Regions from separate parts of the Mus musculus genome. Here regions 2, 3 and 4 are each linked to region 1. The links are chromatin loops, found by intact Hi-C in ENCODE. Cell type or tissue: left cerebral cortex. All regions are shown on one strand.

Region 1 (2,500 bases):
TGTGGGCAACGCATTTACCCAAAGGAGAGTTCTTTCCTCCTAGCTTGGGGGGCAGGCGGAGTTCCTAGAAGGCTGTTCACAAAGGACGGGGCCTTTTGAGAATGTGCTGCTTGAAAATGATCCAGGAAGGGCTTCGATGAGTACCTGAGCTAGAAAGAATTAATATCTTGCTGTGAGCAGAGTGTGGGGGTCTGGTAATAGAAAGTTTATATCTTCTCAGTTCTATGGTAAGGAGTGGGGAGATGGTATTCTAGCTCCACTCTCCCAATATGCACCCACCAACACACCCTTCCTTCTCCCCTCAATCCCCCTCCTCTTCACTTTTTCCTCTTCTTCCTTTTGCCCTTGTACTGGCTTGTTTTGTGTGTCAACTTGACACAAGCTGGAGTTATCACAGAGAAAGGAGCTTCAGTTGGGAAAATGCCTCCATGAGATCCAACTGTAAGGCATTTTCTCAGTTAGTGATCAAGGGGGAAGATCCCATTGTGGGTGGGACCATCTCTGGGCTGGTAGTCTTGGGTTCTATAAGAGAGCAGGCTGAGCAAGCCAGGGGAAGCAAGCCAGTAAAGAACATCCCTCCATGGCCTCTGCATCAGCTCCTGCTTTCTGACTTGTTTGAGTTCCAGTCTTGACTTTCTTTGGTGATCAGCAGCAATGTGGAAAAATGTAAGCTGAATAAACCCTTTCCTCCCCGACTTGCTTCTTGGTCATGATGTTTGTGCAGGAATAGAAACCCTGACTGAGACGACACTTCATCCTCCTCATTCTCTTCCTCGTGCCAGGCTCTCCATGCAGCATCCTTATCTATTCTAACCTGACATTGTGACCAACAGCCTCTGCTCCCTTATGCTTCTCTTGTGTACCCCCATTTCATCACCCATCTCTAACGGCCTCCCCAGATAAATAGAGGTCTTCTATACAGCAGTTTGTTTTTAAAGGCAGACAACTCATGATATTCCAAGGTCCTTCTAGAAGTATCTCAACATTCAGATGGCCTTCAAGACCCTCTCTCCCCAGCCGGGAGGTGGAAAGCTGTCAGGGGACAATTATATTTGGCAGCTTTTAAAAGATGGATGTTTGGCTGGGTGAGAAGGGAGGTGGCCCAGTCATGTGCTTGAGGCACATTTGATATGCACCCATCTGTGTTCTTGCTATTTTCGAAGATGACTATGTGGCATTTCACCATCTACCCCAAACACCTCCTCTGTTCTCCCCAAAGGCCGAGGGTGGAGATTTATCAGATACACAGTGCTGTATACCCTTTGAGCTGCTGAAGGTTCAGTCTAGAAGCCTGTCTTTCAAAGTAGGAAGAGAAAGAGTACGGAGGAATGTGAGCCTGAATCTCCATCATATACCTGTTGTCGCCCGTTTGTTCTTTGCTTCATTTTGTCCAGAAACACTGTAAGGTAGAGCATTTCCCTAAACTGGGATATCCCCTTTTTGCTGGCAATGAACACTTCCTTTCCTTGTATCTGTTCCCCTTAAAGTGATCGCAACATACTGTGTAGCATAACTGTAAGCCCTGCTGAACTCTCCTCCGTATGCCAGTTTTGATGATCATTGATCAGAGTTGCGTGGTATGTGCTTACCACCGAGGAAGGAGAGATCTCTTGGAAGTTCCCATTACAGAACCCTGGGTTGAAATAGACTGTTTACCACTGAAGGTGTTTGTCAGCTAGCTCTGCCTACTGTGGAAGACATCTGGTCATTCATTCTTCCCATGAATATTTATATAGCTTCAACAGTGTGCCTGCTGGAGGTCTGAGCATGGAGGAAGCATTTGAGAATTTCAACAGTTAGGAGGGCAGGAGCAAAGTACAAACAAGTGATCAATTGAACACACAACTTCAGGCACAGGTGAACATTGCCAGGAAACTAAAACATGGGGCTGGGAGATGCTTGGCAGGTAGGAGCACATATTGTGTAAGCATGAAGATTCGAGTTTGAATTCTCAGTGCCCATGTAAAAAGCTGGCTGTGGCCACAGATAACCCCCAGGACTGTACGGGAGAGTGATGTAGTTAGGAAGAGTTCTGGAGCTCTCGATTCCCTCCTCAGCTCCAGGTTTAGTGAGAGAATAGACAGTGATAGGGCAGGGCACCTAACCTTATCCTCTATCTTCCACATGCATGCACAGTTACATGCACCATGCATACACATGCATGTACATGTGCATAGGTAAGATTCGGGGACTTCTTGCATGAGGACATAATAACAGCGTGACCAGGAAAGACCCCAGGGAAAGGTGACACTGGAGCTGAAGAACGATGAGAGATCTCCAAAGGGAAGGCTTGGCTGAGAACAGACAACATACGGTGCAAATGTGAGATGACATTAAAGGTAATGTCCCATTAACTTCAGACTCCTTTTCTCTCTATGAAATAGCATGCTGCCTATTAATTTAGAGGTGCTGAACAGTTGTTAGCCAAAAGGGCCCCTGAACTTTTATCAGAATTTGGAAATAAATTCAACTTGAGAATAATCAAGAGTGGTGACCTTTG
Region 2 (2,500 bases), 120 kb after region 1:
CTCATTGTTTTCTTTTATTGCTCACCATCTTAGTTTTTGAGATTGCATCTCTCACTCAACCTAGACCTTGCCATTTAGGCTGGACTCCTTGGCTGGGTAGCCCCTGGAATCTGTCTGTGTCTACCTCCCCCGTTGGCTACAGAAGTAGATGGTCACATTAGGCTCTTGACTTGGGTGCTGGGGATCGAAATTCAAGTCTTCATGCTTATACAGCAAGAACATTACCTATTGAATGAGCTCCCCAGGCTAGATTCTTATAAATATCATAATATGACTGTTTATAAGATCTATATGTTATAGACTAAAAGACTCTTAGCAGTTTGAAAAGTAGCAGTTAAAGGCTATACACTGAGAAAACAATTTTATTTTTACTGGATCTTTAAAAAAGACTCAGTTGGTGGAAGTGTAATGGCCAGTGGGTTGTCAGGAGCTGGTCAAGGCTACCAGCGTGCGGTATGTAGTGGTGATATGAGTTTACAGATCTACCTTTGGCCAATTTTAAGGAGGAACGAGTAGGGGAGCAAACTCCATGGAGCAGCAAAATCATTATTATGCCATAGCTCATTATATTTCCAAGCAGTAGTAACACATCAAAATGTACACTATAAACTGATGTATTTTGCTATGAGAGGAGTATGTTGTCTACTCTGATGATTCAAAGAAAAGAGAATTCTACAAGGCTGCTTGTCAACCTGAAACTACCACAGACGTGAGATCTTTTTATGAGCTGGGCCTCTGCTCATCTGTAGCTGGATCTTAAAACTCTCTGTGAAGAATAAAAGGTACTTACCGAGAATGAATACATGTTGTATAATGTCTTACTCTCAATATGAGCATAGTTATGTACAAGACGCTGCATGGACAGTGGGATCTTGGCTTGAAATTTTCTCTCTTTCCTTATCTTCCTCTTGCCTTTTGTATCCTCAGCTAGAATGCTTTTCCTGAGCTAGAGAACTTAATACCAAATTACTGAGAAGTCTGTCTCTGGAAGTAGAAAAGCTCAACATTTTATTTAAATATGAAGCCATCATCAACTGTGTTGCCATGGAGACCCTTCCTCCCATGTGCTCAGCAACATGTCTGCTGCCAATTATCCAGAAATAACTTCTCTATTTCTATGGAGTATTCTGTTTCACCTACTGCTGCTTCTGCATTCTGTTTGAGCTTCGGTGAAAAGATGAGGGATTTTATTTCTATCCCTTGCAGACAGGAAAGGAAAATTTTAACATATCCATCCTGAAAAGGATCCCCTACTGTGTCACTTCCTGTGTAACATTATTACATATCCCCCCTTAGCTATAGCAGCATATGAAAGGTGATTTCAGATGACAAGTTGTGGGAAGTTAGTCCTCTTTTTCTACCATGTGGAGCCTGGGGATCAAGTTCAGGAACTCAGATCATTAAGTCTATTGGCAAATACCCTCTCCCACAGAGCTATCCCACAGATCTGTCTGTTGTGATATGCTAAGTTTCCTGTCTGTGCCAGCAACAGGGATGGAAGCACTAGGAAAGACTTTTGAATCTTCTGCCCAGCTTACTGGACAGAGATCAAAGTCTCGTCTACCCTTTTCCTTCATGTTTACTGTACACTGGGCACTTCAGAGGGAATGTAATGCAGAAGACTAAGGCAACACCAAAGAACAGATCCCAAAGTACTACTGGCTGTGTCTGAGACAAAGGGATGAAGAGCAGGGCTGGCCAATGAGGGTGCCTCACTTTAGATGCTTAGCTGAGGGAATCAGGTTGCAAATATTTCACATCATTAAGAGCTTCCTCAGATCAGAATCCTCAAAAAAGCCAAAGGAAATTGGGCCAAAGCACACAGTCTCCAGGCTTATACTAGGCATCTTTGGTAGAGGTACTGTGACAGCTCACCCTCCACAGTCATTGGCAGAAACAAATCCCTGTGCCCTTTGGGCATTACAAAAACTTTGTTGATTTTTTTTCTTCCCAAAGCTTTGTCCTAAAATCTATTGTAAAAGAAGAAAGGTAGGGTTGAAGGGAGGACACACAGAGGAGTACCCTATTTTAAGTGTTGTTGCAGGACCGCAAGGTACTCTTTGAATTGTCATACTGCTAAGTGACTTTTCAGCATTTTTGTCTTCTAAAATCCAGTAACATTACACACAAAGGTAGACATACACAACTGTTTGCTGCAATAACATCTTAATAAAAAGTGCTATTTCACTGCCTTAATTGTCTAGTAAGCAATTCATAATAACAAATGGGACACAGTAGGCAGTCACTTGGGTATATTGATACATGCTTGAAATCATCCCAGCATAGGAAGTTGAGGCAGAGGATCCAGAGTTTGAATCAAGCCTGGACAGCATCTTAAGTTTGGGACAGTCTGGGCCACATAGTAAAAAACATACGCACTCATAAACATGCCTACACATGGAAGGAAAAAGAGTCAAACCCACGTCCACCCTAAAAAGATAGACTGAATGAAGGTACATTGTGGTGAGCTCCACCAGTGTTTTAAAGTGTGGCTCCAGAC
Region 3 (2,500 bases), 110 kb after region 1:
CTTTTGATTTTAGCCAATTTGAATGAGCTACTGCAGCCTGTCGTGGAACAGAGTCACATGCCACATTTTCTTCTTGAAGCATCCTTCCCTCTTCTTTTCGCCTAGAAAAATCCAAGCCTTCAGTTCTCAAGTCAAACCAACTTTCTCTTCCCCTGGGTCCAGGTTTACTCACTGTGTCGTTCTTCTCTGTATGTCTCTCTGCTTTGTTGTGCTTCTGCACACCCCACTGCTTTATTGACCTCTATCTGCTTATTTGTAAGATAAAATCTGGGAGAACAGAAATTTTATATATTCTTATTCATCATTGTTTAGCTGGCCTAAGGACCACATGGCTCCTGGAACATAATAGATGCATAATAAACCTTTTCACAATGAATTATGAAAACTAAATTTATTGTTTCACTTATGTGAATGGTTTTCAGATTGCTTCATTTTAAAAAAAAATCACTTTGTATGGGCACATGGTATAGGACATTTTCCTTTGTTTCAGCAGCAGACATTTTATGTCTCATGAATAATTATTTTGCCTAAAGACACTAAGATTTAATAATGAATCATTTATATTCTTTATTTAGTTGTTAAGCAGACTAGGGTGAAATTTAGTATTGAATTCTAGCTAGTTATAGTCATTAACAAAAAATCTATTTATTCAACAAATATTCAATGATCATTTTTGGTATAGAAAACACTATCCGAGGGTGAAGAGATTGCAAGAGCCAGGGACAGTGGAGGACTGAGCCAAGACAGTGGAGGACTGCTACGAAGAAACATTTTCCAGCCATAGCGGGGACTTTATATGCATGAACTCATGGTGTCTGTGGCTGCATGTACAAGACCTGCACAAGGTCATATCAGCCTAACTTACAGCGTGGATGTGGGCAGGGCTCATGAAGTCCTACCCTTCGTTGAAGAGCTATTGACAATTGATGACTGTTGAGGGAGAGTTACTTTACTCAGATGCGGCCTCTGATAGCCTGGCCATGTTCCTGTGAATGGCCCTATTCCCTTATAGATACTGGATGCACAAAACAGACTCAGTAGGTTTAAGAAAGAATATGAAAATAGGAGGGAGAAGGTGGAGATGTGAGAGGAGTTGGAAGGGAGATAGTGGGGGTGGGTTTAGGGCATTGCAGAGGAAAGCACACAGTCTTTTCCCCAGTGGAAAGGGGTGTGGTGAGTAGAAGAGACTGAGATCAGCTCTGTGTAGGTGTCATGGTGAGGGTGAAGGTGGCATGGAGGAGGTACTTGTGGGGTCAGTAGGGGCTTCTGTGTAGCATATACTGCAGTTTGATAAGAAAACTGACTTGTTCTTAAGAAAAATGTAAATTCATGCAAGATTTGGAGAAATGAGTCATCTTTAAACTTTCAAAAGAATGAAGGAGATCTGGGGAGATAAGTTGTCTTATAAGCACAGAGTTTCAGGGTTTATTCCCAGGATCTTTATAAAAACACTGGTGTGGTGGTGTGCTCTTACATCCCAGTGCTGGGGATGGAGTGACAGGGGCGTCTGGGGCTCATTCACCATGCAGGTTAGTCCACTTAGTGAGTTCCAGACCACTTAGAGACCGTTTTAAAAAGAACAAATTAAGGAGGGGAGAACACCTGAGGCACAGTACCTGAGACTGATTCTAGTTTCCATATGCACGTGTGTGAAAATAGTTACCGCTGAACATCATGTAGAAAGACTATGTACTGGCTTTAATCACTATATTTTATGGGCCTTGTCTTTAACCCCTGCAATCCTGTTATGCAAGTGATTGACCAAAAGAGTGCTCTGAGGAGGCGGGAGAGGCAGAGGAAAAGAGCTCCAGCTGGAGCTTCCACTTTGATCTCCAAGGAGCTGGGGGTGGGGGTAGGGGACACTGCATGAACTAACGATACCATGAGGCAAGGGAGCCATGGCCGCCATTGTCAGTTCTCCACAGCCAACATTCATTGCAGCTGCACCCACACAGACTTGTTTGAGATCAGAGCTGGGCACTCATTTTGTCAGGTTTTACTCATTTTCCCTGAAGCTAGGAGATGTTCACATTTTGAGCATCTATTTATTTCAGTAGTAATAAGTCATGTGACTGAAACAAAGCCTAGAAGGCTGTGCAGGTGGACTGCAGTTTTAGTCCACAGAGACAACAACTGTTGGTATTTTCTTTTTTCAAATCTTTCTCTTGGTGTTAACTAAATCACAGCATGGCACACTGGTCTCTTTAAATCTTTCTTGATTTGCCCGGCAAAGTAACTCTATACCCCAACAGGGCTTATATCAATGCTTTTAGTGGCTTAGTGCTTTTAGATTGCACTGTAAATTTCTGTATATTCACCTGGATTTTCTTCTTTTAGTCTTCCTTGTATGGCTGCATAATGTATGTTACTTAAATACTTGCAATATATCAGAAGAGGATTCAGACTAACGTGCAGGGTGCCATGGCCTTGAAGAGGTCAGCTTGAGAGTCTTTGAACCTTGAATTACCACATCACAGAAGGAACTGTGTGTTTTCATCTA
Region 4 (2,500 bases), 65 kb after region 1:
GAGAGGTGATGCAGGTTGGAACACAGAAGGAGAACTCCTGGGTATGGTCCTGCACTTGCTTTCTGTACTGCTCCAGGGGCATCATTGATCTGCATGACAGGCCAATGACATTTCTGGCTCCTAATCATAGGCTCACACCGGGTCTCAGAGCTGCAGTGGGTGGAGGATCCATGCCTGGATTATATTGCATATTGCAAAGAGAGAAAAGAGGAAAGAGTCTCTTTAATTATTTTTTATAGATTTAAAAATTTCATTGGTAATTTCACTTATATGTACAATTGATTTTAGTTATGTTCACAATTATTTTTCTCACCCCATTACTGCCTTTTCTTCTCCAAAGGCTTCTTTCTATTCTGATGTCTTTTTGTTTTTGTGAGACCCTATGTGGTTAATGAGAATCCTTGCAGAAGCATGAGTGGTGGGCTTCACTACAACAGAGAATGACACTGAGGGAGGACCTTTCAAGAATGACTCCTGAGCTACTACCTCATGTGACACTAGGCATGTCGGTGGCATTTTTATAAATGAAGAGAGACTGACTGTGGAACCCTGGGGGTAGAAAGAGAGAGCTCTTTCTTGGCTTACTAAGTGTTAGCAGCAAGGCATCATCTATGGGAAGAGGCCAAGCAGCTGGCAGGGATCAAACGATAGCATTCAGTGTGGGCACTTAGGTCAGAAGGAAACTTGGGATCATTGAGCTAAAGATGGCACAATGAAGGGCTGAGTTTGTGGCTTCTGTGGAAAGAGAGGGTGGGTAGCCATAAGAAGAGCAGAGGTGATTAAGAGGAGGACGGAGGGGTTGCCCTGTGCTAGGAGCCTGGGTGGCTTATGCCCTAAGGACCAAGTTTTAATCAGAACCATAAACTATGCGTGTGTATCACTGTCTCTAGTGATAACGTTGCATCTAGATCATCTTTCTATGCTTGGCGAGGGTTGAGCAGATTTCTCTCCACAAGGCGACCAGTTGTCCCTATGAGCAGGGGTGGGTGTTAGCAAGATATGATTCAGGAATGTGTGGGACTGAACACTCTGATTTAACTCTGAAGTGAAATCTGTCCAGGCTTAAGTCTGCCTCTTGTAGGCCAGTGGTTCTCACTGGGGCAAATTTATCTGTGGTGGTGGTGGTGGGGGGTGCGGGGGGGATATTTGGCAATGTCTGGAAACATTCTCAGTTATCACAACTGAATGACAAGAGGTGGGTGGGGGTGCTACTGGTGTCTAGTGGGTAGAAGCTAGGAACACTGCTGAGGCTGAACATCCCACCATGCACAAGACAGGCCTCCAGGACAGACAATATCCTGCTTCAAATGTCAACACCATTGAGGATAAGAAAACTTGATATAGGGGTGCAGTGCTAAGTCACTCATCAAGACTTCATTGTTCCTTCCTGAGGGTTTTCTAGAAGCCTCTATACCCAGACAGGGAAGTTGATTGAACTGATTCCCTTGACTGATGTTTCATACATAGTCATCTGAGAGGCAGCCCATAGAGTAATTTCTATAGCTCAGTCACACAGTCCAGACACACACACACACACACACACACACACACACACACACACACACACACATGAGACAGAGACAGAGGAAGGGGGAGGGAGAGAGGGAGGGGGGGAGAGAGGAAGGAGGAGGAATGGAGAGTGCCAGCTCACACCTTTGTCTTAGGAGAGACTTACAAAGACAAAAGCATCAATGTGGCATCCACATTCTATTATTCAGGACCCTCAAAGCTGTTTTCCTCTCTTGCTCTCAAAGCTGGCATTTGTTTTTATTCTCTTGGAAATAAATGGTATTTTTCTTTACTTGTAATTTAAAAATGGTTTGTTGGCACGTGAAAATAAATGCCATAATGATTTTAGTCTCTAGTATGAATTCAGGGCAGACTTGGCATTTGTTTGTGTGTGTGTGTGTGTGTGTGTGTGTGTGAGTGTGTGTGTTTTATTGGATATTTTCTTTATTTACATTTCAAATGTTATCACCTTTCCTGGTCCCCCTACCCCCAGCAGAAACCCCCTATCCCATTTCCCCTCTCCCTGCTTCTATGAGGGAATCCCCACACCCACCCACCCACTCCTGCCTCCCTGGTCTGACATCCCCTACACTGGGGCATTGAGCCTTCACAGGACCAAGGACCTCTCCTCCCATTGATGCCTGACAAGGCCATCCTCTGCTACATATGCGGCTGGAGCTATGGGTCACTCCATGTTTACTCTTTGGTTGGTGGTTTAGTCCCTGGGAGCTCTGGGGGTCTGATTAGTTGATATTGCTGTTCTTCCTATAGGGTTGCAAACCCCATTCAACTCATTCAGTCCTTTCTCTCCCATTGAGGACCCCATGCTCAGTCCAAAGGTTTACTGCAAGCATCTGCCTCTGTATTTGTAAGGCTCTGGCAGAGCGTCTCAGGAGAGAGCTATATCAGGCTCCTGCCTGCAAGCATTTCTTGGCATCCACAATAGTGTCTGGGTTTGGTGACTGTATATGGGATGGATCTCTAGGTGAGG

The links. Peaks named below come from ENCODE experiments on the same cell type or tissue, not always from the same donor. Only the 100,000 strongest peaks of a DNase experiment are listed, where the experiment ranks them.
Region 2: it touches region 1 in a loop (2.3-fold over the local background); 2 of 42 quality-filtered maps call a loop at or near these places.
Region 3: a loop joins it to region 1, with 2.6 times the contacts of the local background. A loop is called at or near these places in 2 of 42 quality-filtered maps.
Region 4: a loop joins it to region 1, with 2.5 times the contacts of the local background. A loop is called at or near these places in 2 of 42 quality-filtered maps.

What each region holds. Positions count from the first base shown.
Region 1 is chr16:12,923,572-12,926,071 of GRCm38, reverse strand. No RefSeq gene overlaps it. Among named protein-coding and RNA genes, the nearest start is that of 4930414F18Rik, 90 kb to the right of the region's middle. In left cerebral cortex, no CTCF peak of the experiment used is centred here; DNase peaks (open chromatin) are centred at 657, 1,175 and 1,559; H3K27ac peaks cover 862 bases.
Region 2 is chr16:12,799,062-12,801,561 of GRCm38, reverse strand. The region is part of intron 1 of 4930414F18Rik (a long non-coding RNA gene); the gene reads left to right. Among named protein-coding and RNA genes, the nearest start is that of 1700003L19Rik, 11 kb to the left of the region's middle. In left cerebral cortex, no CTCF peak of the experiment used is centred here; a DNase peak (open chromatin) is centred at 1,070; H3K27ac peaks cover 1,905 bases.
Region 3 is chr16:12,811,341-12,813,840 of GRCm38, reverse strand. All of the region lies in intron 1 of 4930414F18Rik (a long non-coding RNA gene), which reads left to right. It overlaps 1700003L19Rik (RIKEN cDNA 1700003L19 gene), which reads right to left and starts at 2,451. Exons shown (of 5, transcript NR_040507.1): 1 at 2,319-2,451. In left cerebral cortex, no CTCF peak of the experiment used is centred here; a DNase peak (open chromatin) is centred at 1,217.
Region 4 is chr16:12,858,673-12,861,172 of GRCm38, reverse strand. No RefSeq gene overlaps it. Among named protein-coding and RNA genes, the nearest start is that of 4930414F18Rik, 25 kb to the right of the region's middle. In left cerebral cortex, a CTCF peak has its summit at 956; DNase peaks (open chromatin) are centred at 607, 1,062 and 2,413; H3K27ac peaks cover 909 bases.